2 separate regions of the Homo sapiens genome follow, and region 1 is linked to region 2. Evidence: read pairs that join two places in POLR2A ChIA-PET (ENCODE). Cell type or tissue: GM12878. All regions are shown on one strand. Each heading gives the region's core, and the rest is flanking DNA. Links, peaks and the distances in the headings are about the cores only. Region 1 overlaps HIVEP2-DT (HIVEP2 divergent transcript). Region 2 overlaps HIVEP2 (HIVEP zinc finger 2).

The links. Peaks named below come from ENCODE experiments on the same cell type or tissue, not always from the same donor. Only the 100,000 strongest peaks of a DNase experiment are listed, where the experiment ranks them.
Region 1: POLR2A ChIA-PET joins it to region 2 with 10 read pairs; 6 of 35 experiments call an interaction of 5 or more read pairs at or near these places.

What each region holds. Positions count from the first base shown.
Region 1 is chr6:142,947,728-142,960,468 of GRCh38, forward strand. It overlaps HIVEP2-DT (HIVEP2 divergent transcript), which reads left to right. Exons shown (of 3, transcript XR_001744397.3): 1 at 1-1,965; 2 at 2,421-2,664; 3 at 8,692-12,741. Among named protein-coding and RNA genes, the nearest start is that of HIVEP2-DT, 7.6 kb to the left of the region's middle. RefSeq lists an enhancer at 1-28. In GM12878, for the core only: a CTCF peak has its summit at 4,987; no DNase peak of the experiment used is centred there.
Region 2 is chr6:142,814,612-142,827,352 of GRCh38, forward strand. The region is part of intron 2 of HIVEP2 (HIVEP zinc finger 2); the gene reads right to left. Among named protein-coding and RNA genes, the nearest start is that of HIVEP2, 120 kb to the right of the region's middle. RefSeq lists an enhancer at 5,095-5,564. In GM12878, for the core only: a CTCF peak has its summit at 8,527 (motif pointing left); DNase peaks (open chromatin) are centred at 5,290, 5,460, 6,086 and 7,898; H3K4me3 peaks cover 1,426 bases; H3K27ac peaks cover 4,492 bases.

The DNA.
Region 1 (12,741 bases), core at 1,593-9,592, 130 kb after region 2:
ACTGTGGTTCTGCTTTTAAAGCAGGTATTTCACCAGCAACTGCGGAATGTTTTGTGTCTCCAGTTTCAAATTTCGCGGAAAGGGACCAAATGTGAGGACATATAAAATATCCCCTTCTCTTTTCATTAAAAATGAGTGCATTACAAAGGAAGGGCAGCCCCTTAATGCCTGCGAGAATAGCGCTGCTGGTTTCGTTTTTGTTTTGTTTTGTTTTGTTTTTCATTCTGACCCACAATCAGTGTATTTTTGAGGTCCCTATGCAATGGCGACGGTGCCGTGAAGGGCAACTCAGCAAAATAAAGCGGTGATACATTTTTTAACCGATTTTTTTCTCAGAGGAGAAAAATCTGAACAATTTGGCCTAAGTTTCACTTTGTCCTTCTCTTAGGTTGATCTCATTTAAATTCAGGGCCTACTTCCACTTAAGCAACTTCTTCTTTCATTGTATAGGTTCTTTAATATCCAACCTTTTTAAACTTAACTTGAAGCCTTTAATTTAAAAAACTGTCCCAATCATCATTTTCTTTTCAATGTATGCAGTTGCATTTTAAACATCCATTTAACACACAAAATGTGATTTTTGAAATTTTTTTCACTTTCAAACCCACCTGCTACATACTCCCAGAGAGCGTTTTATTTAATTGCTTAATAGAGAAGATTAAGCAGTTTCTTTAAGAATCCAATTTCCCTTCAACAAGCACAACAGCAGCTGCCCAAGCTCCCAGAAACTAAGCAAAGGCAAGTAGCAGGCAGCGTTTTGCTTCACTAGAATGAATGTTAGTTGAAACCTTAAATACCTCTTTAAAAGACTAGATTAAAGAGAATAATGGGAATATTAAGATACTCCGGTAGTTAGTTAAAATATTTTTTAAGGAAAACCAGGCAGATATACATCTATTTTGATGATTTGATCCCACCTTCAAAGAGGATCCCTGAAAAGAGTTTTAGTCACAATTTGACAAATTTTAAATAATTACTTTGTTTCAGAGTCATGAGGATGGAAAGAAGATAGCCTGCGTTGAGTTGAAGTAAAGTAAAAATATTATGAATATGTGTAACTAGGTGACATCCTCTCTGCTGGGAAGAATCCTTTTTTTTTTTTTTTTTTTTTTTCTGGTGACAGGTTCTTGCTCCATCACCCAGGCTGGAGTGCAGTGGCATGATCTTGGCTCACTGCAGCCTCTCCCTTTCAGGCTCAAGCAATCCTCCCACCTCAGCCTCCCGAGTGGAGGGGGAGCCACTGCAGATCTGGAGCAAATCAGCACCAGCCACTCCAGAGCCTGACCTACATAGGACTCAGAAAGCATTGTCTATTGTGATTGATTATTCCTGTGTTCAGTCCCAATGGCCTATTGATTGGGGGTTTCTCTCCAAAAGGCTGCATGGCTTTTCTTCTCTAAGTGAATCTCCTTTATAACCCATATTTTATGTCTATATACCAAACATGCTATCCATATTTAGTCAATGTCCAGTTGCTTGCATGTAAGGGCAATAGAGTAATCAGAAAACTCTTCCCAGAAAGCCCCCGAAGACAAAACTAGTACTGGTAGAAAACTGGGCATGCAGCTCTAAGAAACTCTATGGGAAGTGAGGCTGGGTGGGGCACAGCTGCCCCAGCCTGGCACCCATATGGAGCATCAGCAAGGAAGTAGGAACTTTCTTTTCATCATGCATCCTTCTTATCACTTCTCAGTTTCAAAGGGAAAGAAAATTTGGTAATCTGCATTTTGAGACATTAAGAAAATAAAATAATTAATGGCTTCATGGTTATATGGCATTTTTCAGAGTATTGTCAGAAAATCATTTCGAACTGAAATTTTCATTCAAAAATATTTATTGAATGCCGGCTATGTGCTGAAGATTCTTAAGATACATCAGTGAACAAATCAAAGTTCCCTGCTTTCTTGGAGCTTGCATTCCAGCGGGAGGAGAGGATTTGGAGGAAGAATGGGATAGACAATAAATGTAAGTAATAAATTATATAGGACTTTGAAAGGTAAAATGTTTGGGGGAAAAACATAAAATAGGGTAAAGGATATAGGTGGGGTGAGGGTTGTCCTGATGCTGTATTAAATAGGAACATCAGAGTAAGACTTGTTGAAAAGGGAGATTTCTGCCATGGTTTGAAGGAAATACCTGGAGATATCTGGAGGACAGAGCTTTTCACATGGAGGGAACAGCCAAGATACAGCTCCAATACCTGGAATTTTTATAGACATCAATGGGAATGGTGTGGCTAGAATAAAATGAGACAGCCAGTGAACAGAAGGCCTCTCAGGTCACCGTAAGAATTCCAGAAAAGCTTCATAAAAGGCAAATTTTGGGCCTTTATCACTCAGCCCCATGGAATCTGAATCTTTGTGGGCCCAGGACTCTGCATTTTTAACATGTAAAGCAATTGTTACTTATGTATTCTAAAGCACAAGACCTCCTGCCACAGAGCATGGGACCTGATATATCCAGGCAGGAGAACTGGGTACCAGGAGACACTGTACATGAAGTTTCCAGAACCAGCCATGTCCATCTTACTAATCAAGACTCTCTCTGTTAAATCTGCAACTCAAATGACTTTAAGGAAAAATGGATTTCATTGATTCACATAACCATCACTCAAGGACTAACTTTCAACATAGTGAGATCCTGAGGCTCAAATATTATTACCCGGTAAGGCCTTCTCCATCTCTGTTCTTATCTCTCTGCTTCACTTTGCCCTTCAGGCAAACATTCTGCAGGTTGGTGGCAGCATTCCCAGATTATCTTCTTCCTAGATAAGCAACACAGCAGGAAAAGACCTTCTTTCCAGATAGCTCAGGCAGCCTTAGTCATGTCATTGCACCTGAACCACTTGCAGGTCTTGGGTGGAGTGATCTGATTTGGTCATGACTAGACCTGAAGAGGAGAAGGTCCTCATGGGGAAAAAAAAAAAAAAAAAAGCTGTTCCCAAAAGAAAGGAGTCTTGCAGACCAGGGGGCGGAAAGTATCCACTATATCCCTTAAGTCTTTTGGCTTAGGTTTCCCTATTTTTTATAACTAGGGATTTAGTCAAGATGATGTGCCTAATTTCCTATAAATTCTATATAAATCATTGTAATAAAGTCCCCCCATAAAATTGTGCAAAATGAATTAACTGGCATGCCACTCTCTCAGATAAATTTATGGTACTATAAATAAGACATTAAAGGGGTTACCTGCTATGGGATTCTGATGAATAAATAGAATATAGCCTTAGGTCTTAATAAAGAGTAATGACTTAGAACTGCCTTTCTGATGGATCTCTTGCTTCCTACTTATCTGCTTTAATTAGTATATGGAGGAAAATTAAGCAGTGTCATGATTCATGTGATGTTAAGAATACATAGGTCCCCAAAAATTAGTTGAAGAAAAGAATTTGGAGGGAAAATCTGCATGTCTGTTGAATCGTCAATAGGATACAAATCCAATCATTCTAATGTAGACAAGTCTTTTGATCCCACTATACATCCTTTGGCTCAGGAGTGGAGGGTGATAGTGGTAATGAAGGACCGATCAGCCAGAGCCATACTGTGATTCAAGATGACATCTGTTAGGATTGAAGGATAAAGTGCTTACCCTCATGGGTTTTACAAGGCACACAGAGCATGCAGACATCCAACTAACCAAATGTCACCCTGTATTCCAGAGTTGCTCGGAATATATTCCAAAGACCACTTGTAGCAATATCTCTTGCAATGCTCAATTAAAAGCCTGGGCTACCCCCTAGATTTATAAAATCAAAATCCTCAAAATTAGGGCCTGGGAAACTCCATGTGAATAAGATCCCCGATGACTTCTATTCTCATTAAAGTCTGAGAAGCATCCCTTTACATACAATTTCTAGCTCACTTTGTCCCTCAGATTGAATGGGGGCTGGCTGGCTGAGAACTCCCTTCTTCCCTGTTTGTCACATTCTTCAAATTTCACGTGATCCTTTATGACAAGTTGGTCTCTTTTTCTCCTTTAAAGATATTCATGTGGCTCTTATTTTAACCAGATTTCTTCTGTACAAAAAATATGTCAGGAAAGAAATGATCCCATGAATGATCCAGCCCTGGGGATGAGAAGGGTGCAGGGGAAGGAGGGAATGGTGGGCACGGAATATACGAATGCATAGAGGGCGCGAGGGGAGGGAGAGGTCAGCTGTGGGGATGAGCAAGATGCAAGCAAACTTTGATGGTTTTCTAGCTTAGCTTAGGACCAACCCTGCCCATAGTTTATGGAAGGATACTGCATGTTTCTTCAGTCCAATCTGCTGTGAAATGCTTGTTATATTCTAGAGAATGCTCAAGGAATGCCCAGTCAGGCCTTTATTCTGAGGAAGCTCACTGATGTCTCACAGATAACCTTCTTAAAGATGAACAAATATCAGATACAGGAGCAGCCAGTAAGACTGTCCAGGATTACCAATGCCTGAACTGCCACCTTAGATACAGGGAAATGTAGGCTTATGATACAATGTTAGCAATTTAAGAGCACCACATTAACATCATCCCCCATCCTACTTTCTTCCATCACCCTCCCCCAACTCCAAAATTGGTTAGAACTGAAATTCCTCCACTTAACAGTCACTGCTTGGGGTTAAGGCTCTGCCTCTGTAGAAATCTTCCCGTACAAGCTAACTACAAGTGGTAGGCTCTTCTTATCCTAAGCTCTTAATCAGTCATTAACTTCTTATGAAAGATTAATTTATTAGATTGCCTTACAGAGTGACAGCTAGCTTAGTGATCAAACTGATTTATCTTGACAAAGCATAGAATGGAGATAATATAGGAAGGTCTGGAGGGGGAGTGAGACAGAGAGATCCAAAGCTTGGACCAGACTGACATGGGCACACTAGGGCAACTAGGAATAGGATACAAATTGAAGGGGAAAGGTGTGAAACGATGAAGGGAAAGGCAAACGCAAAAGCCACTGTCTTTGGACACAGAGGATGCCTGTGCTCAGGGCCTGTGGAGTGGGGCATGATGATCCAGGCTTTTTAGGCAGAAGCTGGGTGGCTCTGTCAGCCCAGAGTGCAGGTGCTAGTCCTGACTCTGAGCTAGCGGGAGACCTGGGTCCCCTCTCTTAGCCTCCACTTCCTCATTCAAGCAACTAGGGGATTCCCTTTCAATCATAAGATTCTGAAATAGAAACTCCTAACAATCTAGCAGGGACAGAGAAGGGGAAAAGAAGAGAGGGAGGCATGAAAAAGAAAAATAGCAGAGAGAGCTTATCAAAGTCCAAATTCCTCCCAAGCTCTTGCAGTGGTTTCTTAGGGTAAAACATAAATTTCCAATGTTAAAGAAATGAGAGTACATGGGCAAGGTATAGTAGGGGGTTTCAGAGAATAGTGATTTTGGTTTAAACATAGGCTATATAAATTTGGCATACTATATGGTCCGAAAGGAGAAGCGTTGTTTCTCATTGTCAGCCATAAAACACTTTGGGAAAAATGTATTTTTCTTGATTAGTACCTAAGTCCTTGAACTTTTAGAATTCCTGAGAACAGTGACTTGACCCACTCCCAATTTATCTATTGATGTGATATCTGGTAGATCTGACCCTCTTTTATATAGGTTTGAACCTTGAGTTTAGGGTAGTAAAACAAAAAAAGTAAAATAGTTGTCACTAAGTTTGTGCAGTGATTCAGGCCCTGACCTAGAAATTATATGTAAAATAAGGTAGCAAGTTGGAAGCATCGAAGAGAAAATGAGCAAGTAGAGGATATTATTTCTGATCCAGAGGAGGCTGCTCTCAGCAAACAAGAAGATAACAAAATTATGCAGATGCGAAGCAGGGTGGGTTTACTTAGCTGTTACTGGGGTAACAACAGAGTCATCGCTGAAATAATCCCACTCAGTCATCCATGTGCTTCATAAACCCAAACAACAGAGAGACTAGTGTGTCATAGCAATACACCTTGTGTAAGAGGAAGAAGAAATCCATGATCTGTTTAGAAAGATTTGCACAGGAGAAAATTAAACTCATTTTAAAATACTTTGTACTCAAAATATTCAGCCACTTGAAAAGTCCCCTTATATAGATGAGTCTGCTCCCAGTGATTCTGGTGAGTATAATGTATTAGGAAGTTAATTATTTGTTTTGTATCTTTTTTAAAAAGATTTTTTATAAAGGAACTACTTACTCAGTATGTCATTTCCCATTGACATTCTTGTATATGTAGATGAATATGTCAATACCTTCTGTTCTGGCAAACTGATATGCTCCAGGTCCCTCTAGTGCCCTATAATTTTATCTATCATTGTTTTATAATCATTTCTCCTGCACTCTACTGTGGGATCCTCAACTAGCAGAGGCTGTGCCAATGATGTATTGTGTTGAATAAATATTCTGAGTTTTTAAGTTAATATTTTACTCCTGCCTTCTTATCTTTTCCTGGGCTCTGTGTGTAGGCCACGACACTGCCACTGAAATGTGTGAGACTCCCTTTGCTAAATAACATCTTAAATAATGACACGGGTGGGGGCATATTTCAAAACAGACCTGTGTTTAAAAAAAAATGTAGCCTTGGGGAGGCAACCTGTTCTGTTGTTATTACATCTGTCCTTCAAGGCAATGATTATTTTCCAACAATCAGATTTTTGCCAGGCGCTTAAGGATGCCTGACCCAAGCACCACTGGTACAAAGCTCACCAAACGTCATGTGTGTAAATCAGCCCTTGATGAATTGACAAAAAGGCATTTTTAAAAATGTAGGTACCCAATATAAACAAATCATAAGTGTACAATTATGTTAATTTTGGCATATATTTGTGTGAGTGTAACCATTACTCTGAAAAAGATGGAGAATATTTTTAAGATTACAGAAGGCTCCCTTGTACCCCTTCCCACAGGGTACCCCTGAGATAATCTGTGTTCTAACTTCTAAGTTAGTTAGAAGGTTGGTTTTTGAGCAAAGATATGTTTGTATATATGCATGCATGCATGTATGTATGTATTGATTTTTAAAATAATGTTTCAAGTAACCATATGCTAGACCAAGTTTGATGACTAGAGATATAGGAGTGATCAAGGCAGATGAGGCCTTTAGGTTCTATGGGCCTCACATTCTGGTTGGGAAACTGATAGAAAACAAATTTACCAAGAAGACAGTTTCAAATCATGAAAAATGGCAAGAATAAAACAAGGTAATTGTTAGGCAATAAATAGGTAGGTAGGGTAATATTGGATGAGGGTAGAGGTATCTGCAGGGTTGACATTTGGGCTGAGAACTGACTGAGGAAAAGCAGGGAAAAAGAGCCCCAGAAAGAGAGAACTGAAAGTGCAAAAGCCCTAAGCCAAGGAGAAGCTCTGTGCCATGAGGAACTGAAAGGCCAGTGTGGCTGGACATGGAAGGTGGGGACTGCGGAGGAGAAAGTCCTAAGAGATAATGTAAGAAAGGCAATCAGAATGAACCAGAGGAAGATGCCTTTGTGGGCTAGATGAGTTTTGAGGAAGGGGTAGACATTGGGGATTTAAAGATACGTATATCTTATGTGTTCTATTAATTAATTGAAAAAACTTTTCTCAGAAACAACCTTCAGTACATAAGTAATGGCTGCTGGATGTAACTTGCAATTGGGTGGCAGGTCGGCAAGGAAAGAATTCCAAACAGAGGACTTTCTGAAAGCCTAATTATACATATTGAATGTAACAAAAGGAAAATAGTTTTTAAGGTAGCAAATCCTAAAGAGAATTTAGATAATTTGGGTGCTATTCCTCACATTTTTCTATGGTTAATTAGAGAGAGCTGGGAAACACACAATGCTGCCCACAGCTCTGCCAACCCATTATGGGCACTTCTAATTTCAGATAAATGAAGCCCTTGGTTACCACCCCCAGCTTGTCTTAGAACATCCATTGTATTATCAGAGTAGATGAGTAAAAATAATAGCCTTCTGAATATCTATAAAGGGTACCTTTCTCTTATTAGTGGATAGTTACAAGTTTAAATCACGTCTCCATGTTAATGAAGCAACTCCCAAATTTACTTTGCTCTTGAAAATCTAGTTTTTCAAATTTTCTGTTTTACACAGAAAATGTGATATTTAGCTGAGTGGCTTAGTTAGAGCATCAAGTGCTAGATGTATGTAACTTTAAAAATTAGTAATTATGTGAAATCTTAAGGTGTATATACAGATACATATACATATCTTCTCTCTAGTAAATATCATGTGCACTTGTCATTTTAAAAGACATTTCTAGCAGTATAATATATTGATCCAAGTATATATAAACTTAAAGATATGCTAAAAACAAATAACCAATTGGCATCTTTAAAATTCACCCTTCGTTAAATGAAACCATGATGCTATTTTTAAAAAACGATAATATACGTATAATGAGAAATATTAAATGTCATGGCCTGGGCAAAATTTGAAGAAGAAAAAACATCAAGACAATTGCATTTAAGTTTCCAACAAGAGATTACATCACTAGGTTTATTGTATTTATACAAATATAGTAGCAATGTTTGCAAAATGCCCCTAAAATTCCTGAGTGAAAGCAGAAATGAAGAACATTTGCATGATTATAAATATCAGGATATCTGAAAGCATAAAGGTATTTGGTTGAGTTTTTCCATTGTCATCCAGATTTGATTACATAGAACAAATTGAAGGCCTCTTATTGTTTTGGTGTTTCAGAACTTAGCAAAGGGGCTGCCACTCATTTCGGCTTTTTTCTTAATTATTCCAGGGTTCCATGAACTGCTTCCTCTGACATGAGATCTAACAAGGCTAAAGACTAAAATGCAGCTGTTTACAGCGTAAGTAGGAGGCCGTCCCGTGCAGTGCAAAATCAACAGAGAGGAGACAGTCCTATGCCTTCGAGAGACAGTCTGCTGATACTGTCATGATGTCTAGTGACAGGCCAGAGATCAAAACCCAACACCCTCATTTACCTGACAGTGATTTGGCCAATCCCTTAACATCTCTAAGAGCTTCATTTTTCTACAAAATTGAGACAATAGTATTTGTTTCATAGTGTTACTGTCAGGGTTAAATGTTATACATTAAGCATTTAATATATGCTGCTTGTTTATCTAAATATTCATGGTCAGGCACTAACTTCTTATGTGACTCTGAGCAATGCATTCATCTCTGTACCTGTTTCCTCATCCATAAATTGGGAGTTGAACAAGGTGAGCCCTAAGTTTCGTTCCAACTTCAATATTCTATAATTCTTGCAACTTATATGGCCTCAGTTTTCTTATCTTTATAATGGGCATAAGAGTACCTACCTCACAGAATTTTTGAGAGGATAAAATGAATTAAGACAGGTAGAAAATTCTTAGAACAGTGCCTGCCACATTGGAAGTGCTTAATATGTATTAGCTGTGATGATGCTGCTAATGATGAAGATGATAATGACCCTATTTGCAGATAGTATGGCAGCCATAAAACATTCAGTATCAGATTGATTACATTCTCTTATTTTCTGAGTCAATGCCAGAGCTACCAAGATTTTATTCTTTAAAGGTTCTTCAAGACTAAATTCTTTTTACATGATATGATTATTACACATTGTATGTCCGTATCAGACCAGCCTGGCCAACAAGGTGAAACCCCATCTCTAAAAATACAAAAATTAGCAGGGCATGGTGGCACGCACCTGTAGTCCCAGCTACTCGGGAGGCTGAGGCAGGAGAATCACTTGAACCCGGGAGGCAGAGATTGCAGTGAGCTGAGATCGTGCCACTGCACTCCAGCCTGGCAGAGTGAGACTCCATCTTAAAAAATAAATAAATAAATAAATAAATAAATCTCATGTACTCCATAGATATGGGGTACCTACTATGTACTCACAAAAATTAATTTTTTTTTAGAAAAGCCTAAGCTCATTTGCTTCTTAGTAAGAATTATGTTAAGATTTCCCAGTGTAGATACCCTAGGCTGCTAATTTTTTTTCTTTTGTTATCAGTATCTTAAGAAATTAATTGGCCCGGGAGTGGTGGCTCATGCCTGTAATCCCTGCAGTTTGGAAGGCCAAGATGGGAGGATTGTTTGAGGCCAAGAGTTCAAAACCAGCCTGGGCAACATAGTGAGATACTATCTGTATATAAAATAAAAAAATTAGTGAGGCATGGTGTCATAAGCCTGTGGTCCCAGCTACTTGGGAGGCTGAGGTGAGAGGATTGCTTGAGCCCAGGAGGTCAAGGCTGCAGTGAGCTGTGATGGTGACACTGCACTCCAGCCTGGGCTATAGAGCAAGACCCTGTCACCCTCCTCAAAAAAAAAAAAAAAAAGCAATTAATTGATTTATTTATGGCCATTCTCTCTTTTTGTGAGCTGGATATGTGTTCACTTTCATTCTAAAAACGTACAGCCCCCAAAGCCCACACATGTTGTCAAAGCTCACTACATTTACCTAGAGAGTTTCCTGTAGTCTCCTCTTTCAAGTATTTTAAATAATGCGTAATTTCTTCATGTAACTGAAACATGTTAATGTTGAGTTGGCACAGGAAGAAAAGTTTTGATTTACTCAGAACTGGGATTTGTGTGGGTCATTTCCTAGTCCTCCTAAGTATTTAACAAATGTAAAATGTAACACACAATTAAATAAGCTACCCAAGCCAAATGAACTGGTGAGTGCATTATAAATAGCAACCAAAATTATTCTTCAGTTGTTAACTGGTATGTCCTGATTTAATAATGAATTACATCATTTGACAAATGAGATAAGACTTCCACCTTTAGCTTTCTGATCCAAACTTCTAATAGTTGAAATGTATTATTACCATCTGGTGTCTGGCCTCTGAAATGCCCTGGCGATATCTGCCTCATTTCAAGTAGTTGGGGCTTGCATATGCCAGCAAAGCACTCTCCGAAGTGTCTTGATTGGCAGGCCCAGAGAGAAGGCTAAGAACCGAATGAACCATGGAGATATAGCTCCAGCTCTGTAGAAGTTTCCTCTGGTTCAAGGCAGACTCATTTTCTTAGTTTGTGCAGCAAAAAAATTGTCATGATCGAAGTTGTTTTTATTTTGGATCTCAATCCTGAAGGATGCAATTCCTATACTTACCAAGAATGTTTCCATCTGTTTTAAATTATTTCACTCCTTTTACAAACTGGCAATAATTTTAACACCTTTTATTTTCAGTGAAAATAATTCGAGAATGAAGCTGAGAATGATACATAAGCCTAGAGTTTTAACTCAGTGAAGTAATATGATTCTGACAGTTCTTTATTTTTTCCACATTGTGTTAGATTCCTAGTAAAAAGGGAAGATGAATCTTATTGCTTTCAAAAACCTGACAATATGGTATGTAGGACAGAATGAACATACATAGAACAATATCCAATAACACAGATGAAGGTGTCAAAGCCATTGCCAGACAGAGTGGTGCAGATTGTGAGATCAGTTTTCTTGGTAAGTGTTATGGACTGAATGTTGGTATTCTCTAACATTCATAGATTATAATCTAATCCCCAATGTGATGGTAGCACTATCTGGGGGTGAGACCTTTGGGAAGTAAAGGTCTTTTTCTCTCCACACCTGACCAAAAGTAGGAGCTCAACAAATGTATGTGCACTGAAATGGAATGGGGGCAAACAGCCTGGTGGTATAGTACAAAGCAAAATTTGGTTATGGTAGGAGCAGTACAGATACATCTGGATCACAATCTAAATTCTCTCCAGGGACCAAATACATAGATTTACCCCTTGGGTTATTGGTCTGGTAGACTCTTAATTTTTAATAGGGTTTATATAATCTAGACTTCTTATAACCTCTGCCCCACTGGATATAGGTATTACTCAGTTGAAGTTAAAAATTGAATATAGGATTATATGCAATGCTTTATCTATAACTTTCTTGTAAGGATAAACTCAGTACATCTCTGGTTTTCTAATATTTTGGAGGAAATGTTACAAATAGGTAAGGAAAGTTTGAGCCTCATTTACGCATGAGGGTGGACCCCTCCTGAATGAGATTAATGTCCTTATAAGAAAAGGCCAGAGAGCTAGCTCACTCTCTTTCAGCATGTGAGGACACAAGAAGCCCAGAGTCTGCAACCTGAAAGAGGGCCCTCACTAGAACCCAATCATGCTGACGCTGTGATCTTGGACTTTCAGGCTCCAGAACTGTGAGAAATAAATTTCTGTTGTTTATAAGCCATCCATTTCATGACAATTTGTTATAGTGGCCTGAACAAAGACAATAGGTATAAAAGAGAATTGATAAAGATGAAATTTAGGAATACAATTAGAAGTGAAATGCAAATAACAAGAGGGTGACCCCGGAGTAGAAAAGTGTCTGTGTCTGGTAGATTTGAATAGTTTACAAATGCCAAGCCTGTGCAAAATAGGAGTTACCAATATTAATGGCTGCATCATTACAAGGTGTATCCAAAAGACACTTAAGATTAAGTCTGTGTTTGTCAGTGGGGAGGTGAGAGTAGGAAATGTTAAATAACCTGCCCTTTGTCACTCAGCCAACAAGTAAGAGAGCAGGGAATCAAGTTCAGATCTAAGTCCTCTAAAGTTATTCCCCAAACTCCTCACAGCTTCACTTAATAACCATTTCCTGCTTTGGTTGACTTTACAAAGATGACCATACATTTGAGAGCAAAAGGGGAAGCTATGAATCATTACATCTGGACAAATGGCATGAATCAAGATCATCCACTGCCAACTAGAGTGTATGTTCATCTTCTGTCTATATATCTTCATTCCCAGACATCTACCAGACATCCAGTGACTTATCTGAGAAGTACACTTGGAGGTCAGTTTCTTGGAGTAAATTGAT
Region 2 (12,741 bases), core at 1,626-9,625:
CCAAGGTTCTAGCTTGGATGTCTATAGTGATAGTGGGGCTTTGCATGGAAAGAAGGTAGGACAAACAAGTCTTGAGGGAAAAGTATGATTGTAAACATGTCTAATTTGAAGTTTCTTTGGGCTATTTATGCAGAGATATCTAGTATATAGTGTATAGAAGTAGGAAACTAGAGCTTCTACTACAGAATAGTAGTCAAAGAAATCAAAGTAGATAAAACACTCAGTCTTTGCAAAGTATATGGAGTAACAAGGGAAATGAGAAAGTCTTGCTTAGTTCATTTTGTTCTACTATAACAGAATACCACAGACTGGGTAATTTATAACAAGCAGAAATTTTTTGCTCATGGTTCTGGAAACTAGGAAGTCTAAGATCAAGCCATGGCCTTCTTGCTGCAACAGCCCATGGTGGAAGGGCAAAGACAGACAAGAGACCGCACAAGAGAGGGACAAAGGGGGCTAACTAATCCTTTTATAAGGAGCTCACTCCCAAGATAACAAACCCACTTTCTCAATAACAGCATTAATCCATTCATGAAGGCGTGGCCTAATCACCTCTCCTTAGGTCTCAACACTGTTGCACTGGGGATTAAGTTTCCAATACTTGCTCTTTGGGGGGGACACATTCAAACTACAGCAAAGCCCTCTGACAGAACACCGCACTGCAACATTTAATAAGGCTGATTGGGGGACAGAATCAATGATGGAGACTGAGGAGTAATCGGGCAAGTAGCAGAGAAACCAGGGGCAATTGGAGTCAAGAAATCCAAGGGAGTAGAATATTTCAAGGAGGAGAAAGTTCAAACACAATAGAAAAGTCACATTAAATGAGAAAATTTTAAATGTCTACTGAAATTGCCAATTGATAGATCATTGAGGCCTTTTACATGAATAATTCCAGGGAGACTGAGATGTTAAAACCAGATTCCATTAAAACAAAAGGTAAAGAACTTGACATTTCTAACATAGATTAATCTTTATGAATTTCAAGCTGGGCATGGTGGCTCAGGAAGCCTAGTCAACTTATTACATTAATATTAATAATGATAACTGTGATCCTCTTAAGTGATTATGGAGTACTCATTATCTGTCAGGCATTGTGCTAAGCGTTTCACATGCATGGTCTTGTTTAATTCTAGATAATTTAGATGACTCCACAAGAGTCTTTCTTGAATCACAAATTGCTAGTCTTCTGCACAAAATATCCAACTTGATTATCTGTACTTTAAGAATAAGAACTGCGTCTTATAATTCCCTTCTTTTGTGCCATCTGGTAAAGTTTTGGGGACATAATAGAAACTCAATATCCTTTAAAACTCTTGATAACATACCAAGTTCTTGCTATACACATAACTTTGTATTGGACAATAGAGAGGATTTTTTTTTACACTACCCAATTCTATACAAATTTGGAACCTTATTGGAGACACAAAGCATGCAGGTGAAAATTTAAATTATAGCTCTAAACATCAATTAAGTGCTACTACATTTATAATAGTAGTACATGAGTGCAGTAAAAAAGAGATTGCTATGAGCTAATGTCATGAAACAAATATTTATGCAGCTGGTAGAAGTTAAATTAGGGCTTGAATATTCTGACAGGCAAAGACAAGGCTTTCCAGGAGGTGGAAATGCCTGAGCAAGGGAATGGTCATGCATCTCACGAGAGCCAAGAGTTCACAGCCAATGATTTATTTAGCAAAATCTTCAACCCTACTGTTCTTTGCCCCCAGTTCAGCCCATTTCCAGAATATATTTTTTCCTTCCTTATATTTCCTTAATTCATCTCTTTGTCTACTTCTCATGGTCACGAGCTCTGTTATCCTATCCTATTTCAACTACGACCACCTCCTCATCACTCAACTCACACTATTAGCACCGCTAAGAATCCACAGTTCTACTTCTGAAGTCGCTTTGGATTTCCTAGCACTCTGCACAACAGGACACATAGACTACCAGATACCATCCCCTGCGTCTGGCATTTCTCGTTCTTCACTCTAACTCACTGCTGTTTTCCCCACACAAATGTGCTCCAAGACCTCCTAAAGCAAACTATACATTGTCCTCTTCCAAGCCTCCCCTGGCTCAAAGTCAATCTTAATGCACAAGGCTCTAAATCATAATTTACAGCTTGGAAACCATTAATCCTGTACAGAAGGAACTGAGTTTACTGCCAATGAGTTGTTCAAATACTAAGATAGATTCTGGTTCTATATGAATTTTTATTTAAGTTCCCTATAAAAATGTTTGTAATAGCACCAGAGGGTGTGTGTGTGTGTGTGTGTGTGTGTACATATACATATACACACAAACACGCTATCTCTCTCTCTCAAAGTGGGGAGGAGTGGGTGTTGAAGAATGACAGCTCCTTGAGGACAGGACACACTTTTGTTCAACTCGACTTGAACTGTATTAGCAAGGGCATGAGAGGACTTAAGAAACAATACAAAATAAGGCAGATAGGTATGTTCTTCAAGCTATCCTTTGATCCTGGATTCTAAAGACTAAAATACAAACTAAGGTTGGAGGGCCCAAATTTTCTTCTCTGAGTCTCAGAGATTAGGTCTATATATTTTAGAAATGTAATAGTACCTTCTTAAAAAATTACTTGGTAATTAACCTGACTGAAAGCTCTGGCTAAAATACTGTGGCTCCAGCTTAGAATACTCTATGGTTGTAGCCAATGCTAGAAAAAACACACTTTCAGTTCTAGGCTCTGTTCTCTCACTAAATTTCACTTTGGCTGTATGCTGATCATTTGATCTCATTTGGAGACGACCAGCAGTCACATATACACCATGAAGTGACAATCACAATGCCAAATCTAAGTTATTTCATTTCAAATAAGCATTGGACTATTATTACTAATTTAATAAGCAGGAAATGCCCATGTGTCTTATGTACTATGCTGGACACAACTTGCATGGAGATAAATATAACATTACTAATAAGTACAAGATCCTCAAAGTTCACACTCTGAGATGTAAATAATGAATGACAGCACAATTTTTAAGAGTAAAGAAATTGACAAGGCAACGGAAGAACACCAAGTAGGAAGTGAAGATAAGAATCTGCCTTGAAGAATTGTAAAATGATGCGCAAGAAAGTGACACTTAAAGTAGATCTTGGCTGGGTAGGATGGCTCACACCTGCAATTCCCAACGCTTTGGGAGGCTGAAGCAGGGGGATAGCCTGAGGTCAGGAGTTCAAGACCAGCCTGGCCAACATCTCTACTAAAAATACAAAAATTAGCTGGGCCTGGTGGCACATGCCTGTAATCCCAGCTACCCGGGAGGCTGAGGCAGGAGAATCACTTGAACCTGGGAGGCGGAGGTTGCAGTGAGCCAAGATCACGCCACTGCACTCCAGCCTGGTCAACAGAGTGAGACTCTGTCTCAAAAAAAAAAAAAACAAGTAAAATAAAAATAAACTAAATCTCAAAGGAGGAAGGAAGGGATGTGTATGAAGCATGTATTATTTGCCAGACACAGGTGACAAATTACCTCATTGTTGCCACCATTTTAGACATGGTGAATCTGAGGCAGGACAACTAAAGTCACCTGCTAGAATGCCACACAGCCAGCTTCAAACACAGCTTTGTATGTTTTGTCCAATGTACAAGCTCCCTTCTAAAGGCAAGGAAGCCTTCTTTAGGTGGAAAAGTGAAATAATCTTTATTGCACTTAAAGTTTCCTAAAAATTACCTCTTACGAAATATTTACTTATAATGATTAACAGTTTATGGTTGTAGCTGTAAGTTTCTATCTGCCCATACAACGCTTTTAAAGCCGGGCACGGTGGCTCACGCCTGTAATCCCAGCACTTTGGGAGGCCAAAGCGGGTGGATCACTTGAGGTCAGGAGTTCAAGACTAGCCTGGGCAACATTATGAAGCTTCGTCTCCACAAAAAATTAGCCAGGCGTGGTGGCATATGCCTGTAATCCCAGCTACTTGGGTGGGTGAGGCCTGGGAATCTCTTGAACCCAGGAGGTGGAGGATGCAGTGAGTCAAGATTGCACAACTGCATTCTAGCCTGGGGGACAGAGTAAAACTCTGTCAAAAAAAAAAAGAAAGAGAGAGAGACAAGAAAGAAAGAAAGAAAGAAAGAAAGAAAAGAAAGAAAGAAAAGAAAGAAAGAAAGAAAGAAAGAAAGAAAGAAAGAAAGAAAGAAAGAAAGAAAGAAAAAGAAAAGAAAAAGAAAAGAAAAAAAAAGCTTTTAAAACCCAGTCCATTAAAAAATGCCCAGGAACCAGGCAAGGTGGGTCAAGCCTGTAATCCCAACACTTTGGGCAGCCGAGACAGGAGGACTGCTTAAAGCCAGGAGTTCAAGATCAGCCAGGGAAATATAGCAAGAACCTGTCAGGAAGGAAGGACAGAAGAAAGGAAAGGAGGGAGGGAGGGAGGGAAAGAAGGGAGGCAGGGAAGAAGGGAGAGAGGGAGGGAGGGCGGGAAGGAGGGAAGGAAGGAAGGAAAAAATTAGCTGGGCATGGTGGTGTGCACCTGTAGTCCCAGCCACTTGGGAGGCTGAGGCAGGAGGGTTGCTTGAGCCCAGGATGCAATGAGCTATGATCACTCCACTGCTCTTCAGGCTGGGCAACAGAGTGAGACCCTGTCTCAAATTTTAAAAAAAGAAAAAAGGGGAAAAAAAGAAAAATGCTTGGGGTTCAAGGTCTATGTAAGAGATATGCAAAACTTCAAAAATGTTGCAAAATGTTGTGTCTATGTGCATTTTCCTGGGGAAAAGAGTCAGGAGCTTTTATGAATCTTAAAGGGGTTTATAAACCTCTACCCCAGAAAAGGCTATGAAGCAAGAATCTACAAACTTCTGCTAAGCTTTTTAATGTTTTCCAAAAGGAAAAATACTTTTGTAAATTTAAGTTTCACATACAAGGAAATCCATTTCATATATAACAGGGAAGAAGATTCATATATTCTACTATAAGGTAACAACTTGATAAGGAGACACCGAAGTGACCCTTTCCCATGTTTCTAATAACTATTCAGGATGTTAACAGTGAAAGGACCATTTAGAAAGCTAATTTCCTTTTCATCATGCTTGTTAAGTGTTTACTTTAATTCACATCCTGTGTGACCCTATGGGAAAATTTTTAACTAATACTGGGGAAAATCCCATAGGGTTACACAGGATGTGAACAGGGCCTGTACTGAACTACCTTCAGCTTGAAAAATAAAATTAGATAGGTGAGTTTCACTTTCTGTTTGTCATAAGTTCCACTTTCTGGCTCCCAAAGCTTAGATCCACAGTACATCCATGTCCGTGCAATAAAATCCCAAGATTCTCACTCTCTGTTAAAGGAAGGATTTCGGCGTGTTGTATAGCAAAATCCTTTCAGCAGAAAAATGCAAATCTGTGGTGCTAATCAAGGAGAGGCGGCTGGAGCACTCCCAAATGCTCCTCCATACCTGGGCTCACACACAGTTCAGCTGCCGTTTTCCATTTCCTGTGGGGAACATACATCATACCACTTCCCCTATAGAAAAAAGAAAGCAGCCCGATTTAATTGCTGATGGAAACATTGTCATACTTTCCACTGGCCAAGCTTGAAACTATTACTGATCTAACCTTCATTAATTTTTCCACAACAATTTGCAGAAATGTCAGGAAGCAGCTGTACGAAGACTGATTAATTGTCCTTATCACCACTACTTTACCAGGCTCGCTCTCTCTTCTCTCTCTCTCTCTCTCTCTCTCTGTATCCTCACCACCTCCCCTCCCTCTCTTCCAGTTTAAAAATATAATTGGGATTTTTCTGTTTTGGTTGGTATTGGTGGTGGTATATCATACTCTGAAATATCCAGATCTATTTTTGATGTCTTTCAATGGCCCAAACATTTTCAGATCTGGAGGAGACCCCATGAAGTTTGGGACAGCATCCACGAAGGAAAAGGTTGCTTCCTGCTGATTACTCAGTTATAGCTGTTTAAACAGACGTTCATGAATTCAAGTCTTACAGCAACACTGCATTTATTAGTCAATCACAGACGCTAAAATTCACTTCCGAAATGTGAATTAGAAAATCAAATGCCCTTTTTCTATTTTTTTTTCACTTTCTTTTCTCCCTCATCATTTTCATTTGAGCTATACCATCTGTCCCAGCCTATCAAATAATGTACTGTGCATGCCTGGCAAAAACAAGTGGAACAGTACACCTCATAACCCCATGTAGGCAACCACTGAGCATCTATAAAAGTGGTACATAACAGAATCTGGCCATCTGGGGATAACTAGTTATAGCAAGCTTAGCTTCTCAGCCAGCACTCAGATTTGCAGACTTTTAACTAGTTGGCAAAGCATCAACCAGTGTTCAAGAAGAGAAACACTAACAAACATTTTTTTTTTCAAAACACAAGAATTCAGATATAAATTTTCAAAGGTGTACTTGCCAATGTTGCTGACAAGAAGGCTTCAAAAGCAAAGATCAAGGCACTGTCATGTCCTTGAAATGGAGCCAGAGTCAATCCAAATCTAGCATTTTGCAGCATTACTAAACTTTTTGGGTATGAACATATTTTTCCTTCCCCATATTGCCTGAATATATACAAGCAAGGGATTAAAGCCGAACAGACTTTGAACCAAATGACATAGTACCTTTCAGAGACAGCTCCAGCAGACTGGGAAGAGTTCCTCCTAGGACTACATTTAAAAAAAAAAAAAATCCAAAGGCTCTTCATCCCAGATACACTCATTCGTAGTCTAACCCCGAACCAAAGAAAGACAGATTGGACAACTATGGCTTAAAGCATTAAAGTAATAACTGGACATGTAGCATAGTGGCCCAGATCATGGACCATGGAGCCAGAATACTTGCTTTCAGTCCCATCTCTGCCACTTGCCAGACATACAAATATTCAGGCAAGTTACCTAACCTCTCCGTGCCTCAGTCTTTTCATCCAGAAAATGGGGATACAAATAATATTGTTAACAGAATTATACAGCATTTAAAAATGGCACGAGGAAGTGAACTCTAAATGCTAGCTGTTAACTGTATATTTTTCTGTTGATATTTCAGGTATCTATTAGCCTAATAGTGAGGAGGAAATAATGTGACACGAGTTCCTAAATTAATTTAACAAAGCCCACTGGGTTGGCTGAAAGATTTCCCCTGATAATACTCACATTGCTTGAAACACCACCACCAAAACTAGGTCAAGCAATCAAGGCTAAATATTCTATTGTTTCTGTTGACTATCCCCTAGCTGTCACAGGACAGCATGCCTTGTGATGCCATGGGACATAGAGGCAGGCATGGCTGGAGATGACCACACCTCACCACCACCTCCAGGCCTGGAAAGCAGGGGTGGGGAGAAAGCCACCACAGACCAGCAAAGTGCAAACAAAGACAGAAGCTGGCTTGGACTTCGTCATAATCAAAGTACTCATCAAAGAAGCCAAAGGCACTCATTCCCTTGGCACTAAGACCAGGGTTGAGGTGCCAGGAGGCCACACAGTGCAGGAAAGACGCTACTTTTAATTCCGGCTCCACCATATGACCTTAAGTAACTCTCACACTCTAAAGCCTTAATCTGCAGTAAAACACAGGATTTCGTCTACATCAGACCTTTTGAGTCTTTTGGCTGCCATGACCTCCTTGGCAGTCTGATGAAGCCTGTGGGCTCATTCTTAGCAGAATGTTTTAAACTACACTGGATTACAAAGGAAACCAATTACCATGAATATAGGTATCTCAAAATAACTTTCAAAGCAAACTTGTTGATAGTAATATACATAATTCTTTATTAATAATTAAAAACAAGATATAGTGCAGGTCTAATATTCACCATAATTCGGAGTAGTCATAATCATAAAGACACTTTGAGATATGAATCACAATGGTAATGTGATATGAAACTGTCTGTGATTTCTATTGGTGACAACATCACTGACACTGCTGAAACTACTGTCATTTGTTGCTTACATGAATAATGAAGGAAGTGCTAAACTTCAGTTAGAGATTAATGAAACAGTTTTTTTCTCAACCAAATTTTCTGAATTCTGTCCATTTGTGGTTAAGAGCCCCAGCCTAGGTAAATAATAAATCCCTTTATAATTCCATTATCTCAGATCAATGATTGCATTGTGTCCCTGGCTCCCTCCACAGAGAAGATTCACAAAGAGAAATAAAGCAATTCCTATTCTTTCCAACTGTGTGGAGAAAAACAGATTTACAGGATAGAAGTGTCTTTCCTCATCCCTCTCCAAGTGAGGGAAGGAACACTTATTGACTTGGAAATGAGTTACCCAAACACTATCAAGCCCTACCAGCCTACAGGCAAATACATAAGAAGTGACATTAACACCAATTAACCACAGCTCCTGTTCCAGCCCCACCTGCTCACACAGGACCTCCAGTCCCCTTAAAAAGTCCCAACTAAGTATATCTAGGATTCCAGCAAGGGAGACTTACAAGAGCCCACAGGCAGTCTGACAGCCAGTCACAACACCATCTGCCATGGCTTCTTTCCTGCACCAGCTCCCCCTAGCGTCCTCAGGAAGGAACCCCTCTGCCGCCTCTGCAGATGGCGCCCTCAGTAAGAATCCTAATGCCCAGTTGCCCCCACAGACAGCAGAGTCCATACTTCCAGGAAAGAGGGGTCCTTGTCATGGGTCCCACACTTTAGAAAGCCTGCATATCACAAACAAGCACAAATAAATTCACTGAAAAATCCACAGCACCTTTATCATAGGCATCCAGATGTCCTGTAACCCTAAACCCCGCGACAACGGTTTAAGCCCCGAGGGAAATGCTTCTCTTGCCCAATCTCTTTGCACCAGTCAAAGAGTGACTGAGTTGGAATGCCCTGAAGGTTCGTGGATTGTGACATTGCAGTGTGGAGTTAGACATCATTTCCAAAGCAGAGAAGATTCAAGCAGCATTAATGCTTAGGTAAAAGAAAAGACTTAAGAGTCATTTCTCTCAGATGGTGTGGACGCAACAGATTCTCGCATAACAAGTGTAACCATGCCAAGCATCCCTTTCCTGGTTTCTCTTCGTGCTCTGATCAGTGGTTCTAGAATCGTTAATAATTAGAGCAGCATTTGGAACAATTGCACATGGCACTTGAAGAGTGTTTCGCAATTAAACAATTCTTATTCTTAAATTTGTAAAGATGTAACCTGTATGAAGCATGATGCCAATTCTTTACATTAGCAACTAAAATGGACACTAAAAACAAACTTGTGAATAGTTTTGCTTCTGTAAAAACAGCTGAGGATTTAATTCAATTTCAAAAAAATATTAAAAAGCTTCAGCAGCATTTAAATAATTTTGAATTTTAAATGTTTTATTCATTCATTTTAATATAGATTTATTTACCTTTCAGTTTTAACATGTGATTTTGGATATTTTGTAAGAAAAATCCTTTTTTTAAATAGCTTAATTTAAAACATTTTTATACTTATTCTAATTTACATATATGATGAAAATATACTAATATTTTGTATATGTTGAATACAATTACATTACATGCTTAAATCCTTTAGGTCCCGAGAATTAGTACATGTTGACACCTTAGTATATATAATTGCTTTTTTGGAGTTCAAAAACTTAAAAAGCAGAGATTTTTAAGAAGCAGTAGAAAATCTGAAAAGAGTCAGTCTGTTTAAATTTTAAAGCTGCAAATAATGAAAGTAAGCAGACTTGTCAAGCATGACCCATATAAAATTCACTAACAGGACATTAGAAATTATTTATTTAATAAAGATTTAATTACTGTTCAAAACAATAAAAATGAGCCAGAAAATTATTCTAGTCAAATCCACAACGTGAACTGGTCAGATGAAATCCCTGCAACTTCATGTTCTGTGCAAATAAAGATTTTATCACTGACCAAATGAAGAATCTTTGTGGGCCTCCATTTGAACTCTTGCCCCAGAGGCCCCATAAATACTGGCAGCAATGACCCTCCCCAGCTGTGTGTTCGTAAGGTCCAAATCAAGCTTGGCTTATAACCAATTCTCCTTCAAGACTGTCACCAAAGCAGTTCCATCAGGTTTTTTGCTTCCACTCTTCTTCAGAATCTCACAAAGTTTATGCCTAATACCTCGTAGCCGTGTAACACAATGGCTCAGATCCAGTCCCAGAGGCTAGGGAGGCAACAGTTACACCCTTAATTGACCAACTTGGAAATCTTCTGCCCCATCTCAGCCAGCTACAAAACCATAGCTGAATACCAGTGAGTGATAACACATCTTAGGGGTGAGGGAGGGGTGGTTCTGCAATTTGAAACCAATAAAGTCCATACATTTATAGTTCACACCTCTGGAGCTGGTAGAAGGCATTTCCCTACCCGACACTAAAATTCAGGTCAAGTAGGAGGAAGAATGGCCACAGAGGCCAGAGAGAATGAAGGAAGATTCAGAAAGTGCCTTTTCACATTTTTGCTCATGATCCATTTCTTAAACTTATTGGACAAATCTTGTAGCAAGTTTTTTTCTTCCTAACAATTTACATGAGCACAATGAACATTTTCCATGGAGCCTGCCCTTCACACTTAGAAGCTTAGAGGAAGGATATTTCCTAGACATCTGGATTAAGGGACTGACTCCCACAGTAATCCATATCAGTATTTGTTTAAAGATCTCTATGGGGTCTTGATTTTCATGTTTTAAATAGAGAAATAATTTTAGAGGTTTTGCAGACACATACTAAAGTCCAATTACACACACACACACACACACACACACATCACATACCCCCAAAAGCACGAGGCTGAGTGGTGAAACAGTGAAGGGTTGAGTTGCTTGCCCAAGCTCTGCAAGCTATTCTATGAAATTCAGAGCAAGAACCTCAGTTTCCTGATGTTTCAACCAATGACCTTTCCAGTTAATCACTGAGCCCTCCCACCACAGCTAACCACTCACATTGTTGCCATGATATTGATATTATTCAATTTAGAAATCTCTTATTAAGGTTTTGATAATATTAGAAAATAAAACTTAGAAATCATTAAGCTATCAAGAATCATTCTTATATTTTATACATTATTATAAAAATGTGTAAGGTCAAACATATCTGATTTTAATAGACATTACAGAAATTGTACAGAACATTTCCAAACTTAATTCTCTAAGGCATCTCAGAGAGTGTGACTAAAAATGCTATCGTGAGTTAAAAAGATTTAAAAATGTGTTCTCCAGAAAATGTTAACTAATTGCATCTGTTCTAAAGAATAATTAAAGTGCCAATAATGAATTTAATTAATTAATTTAAGGTGCCAACCTTAAAATAAAATTGTTTTAATTTTTTCAGCAGACTTTCAACATGCTTCAAACATATGCACATAAAAAGGGCATATGTAAAATAAAAATAATAAATGATTATAATTTAATAAATTTAAAATAAAGCAATAAATATCTTCAAATAAATGAATTAATTATCTTCATCCACTAGTTTGCTTCTATATTCTAAGTAAAATCCTAAGTGAACAGATCTTCCACGCTAAACAGACCAATCATGTTTCTTCAGAAAACACAAATATCATATATCTGATTTAGAAATTTATTTTCAATATCTGAAAAGTATCTAAGCTCGTTAAAATAAAATATATCTTATTACATAATTCTTGGTTTAGGAGAAATTTCCGCTATGTGTATGTTTAAATAGCTTAAGAATAAAAACTTACATCAAGACTCTTAAACCAAGCTTGTCCTTTAATAAAGGATAAATTATTACCTGGGAAGGGACATATCACTACACTCAGGTTTACTGTGACCTAAGAGATTGGCTTAGGTCTCCCCAGTCTCAATGGTCCCTCACAATTCCGACCATGATCACTGGTTGAAATATCTTGCTAGTGCTTCCAAAGGTGGAAGATGTCCCCATATTTTGGGGAATTCCCTGAGGATATTTACATGTACAGATGAACAAACATACTAACCCTATCTATCCCAGGTCTTCCCATAGAAAAGGAGAAAATCAGTCTAATAAAACATTTTACCACTTCAATTCTCAAGGAAAAGGAATCCCAATGTTGTAATAGGTAAAGCCTGATAAGAATGCATGGCAATTTTTTCAGAAGCTCTGAGAATTTCTACTACCATGAACCTGACAGCTAGATTGTTGTATTCTAGCAGGCTGAGCACATTTTAGGGTTCTAAATGGCAGGGAATAGCTTTGTGGGGTAGAAACATTAGTATATAATACTCACCTCATAAATGTAATTTCAAACAAGCTGTCTACTCATAAAACAGGAGAGCTGACTTATATTGGCTAGTTTCCTATAAGAAGGATGTATTTTATCTAAAATTTTGCCTGTTTTCTCTGCTCAGCTATATCTGTCAGCTGCCGGCCTGGGATAAAACAGGAATTCAGCAAACGTTTGTGGATTGAGTGATCAAGTGAATGGATGAATGAGTGAATGAATGATTGTAAACACGCTCACTCTCCATACTCATGTACTTTTGTGCCTTTGTGGGGTTTAGGAGCAATTGCTTCTTCTTCCATTCTACTACTCCTGTTAATTTCTCTCTTGTTATTCCTGTTAAATTATAGGATGGTTTGATACAATTTAAAATACCCCTTTGTAATAATATGGGTACCTCTGTGAAAGTTCTTTTATCAAGCCCGGTTGGCTATATAATTGCTTGAAAAAACAAAAACCAACTAAACATAACCATGATATAAATTTCACCCCTTTACATTTTATAATAATAGGCTGTTCATCTTAACAAAGCAATTTCTGAATTTTTCTTTAACAAGCTCTATTATTATTCCTAAAGTTTCA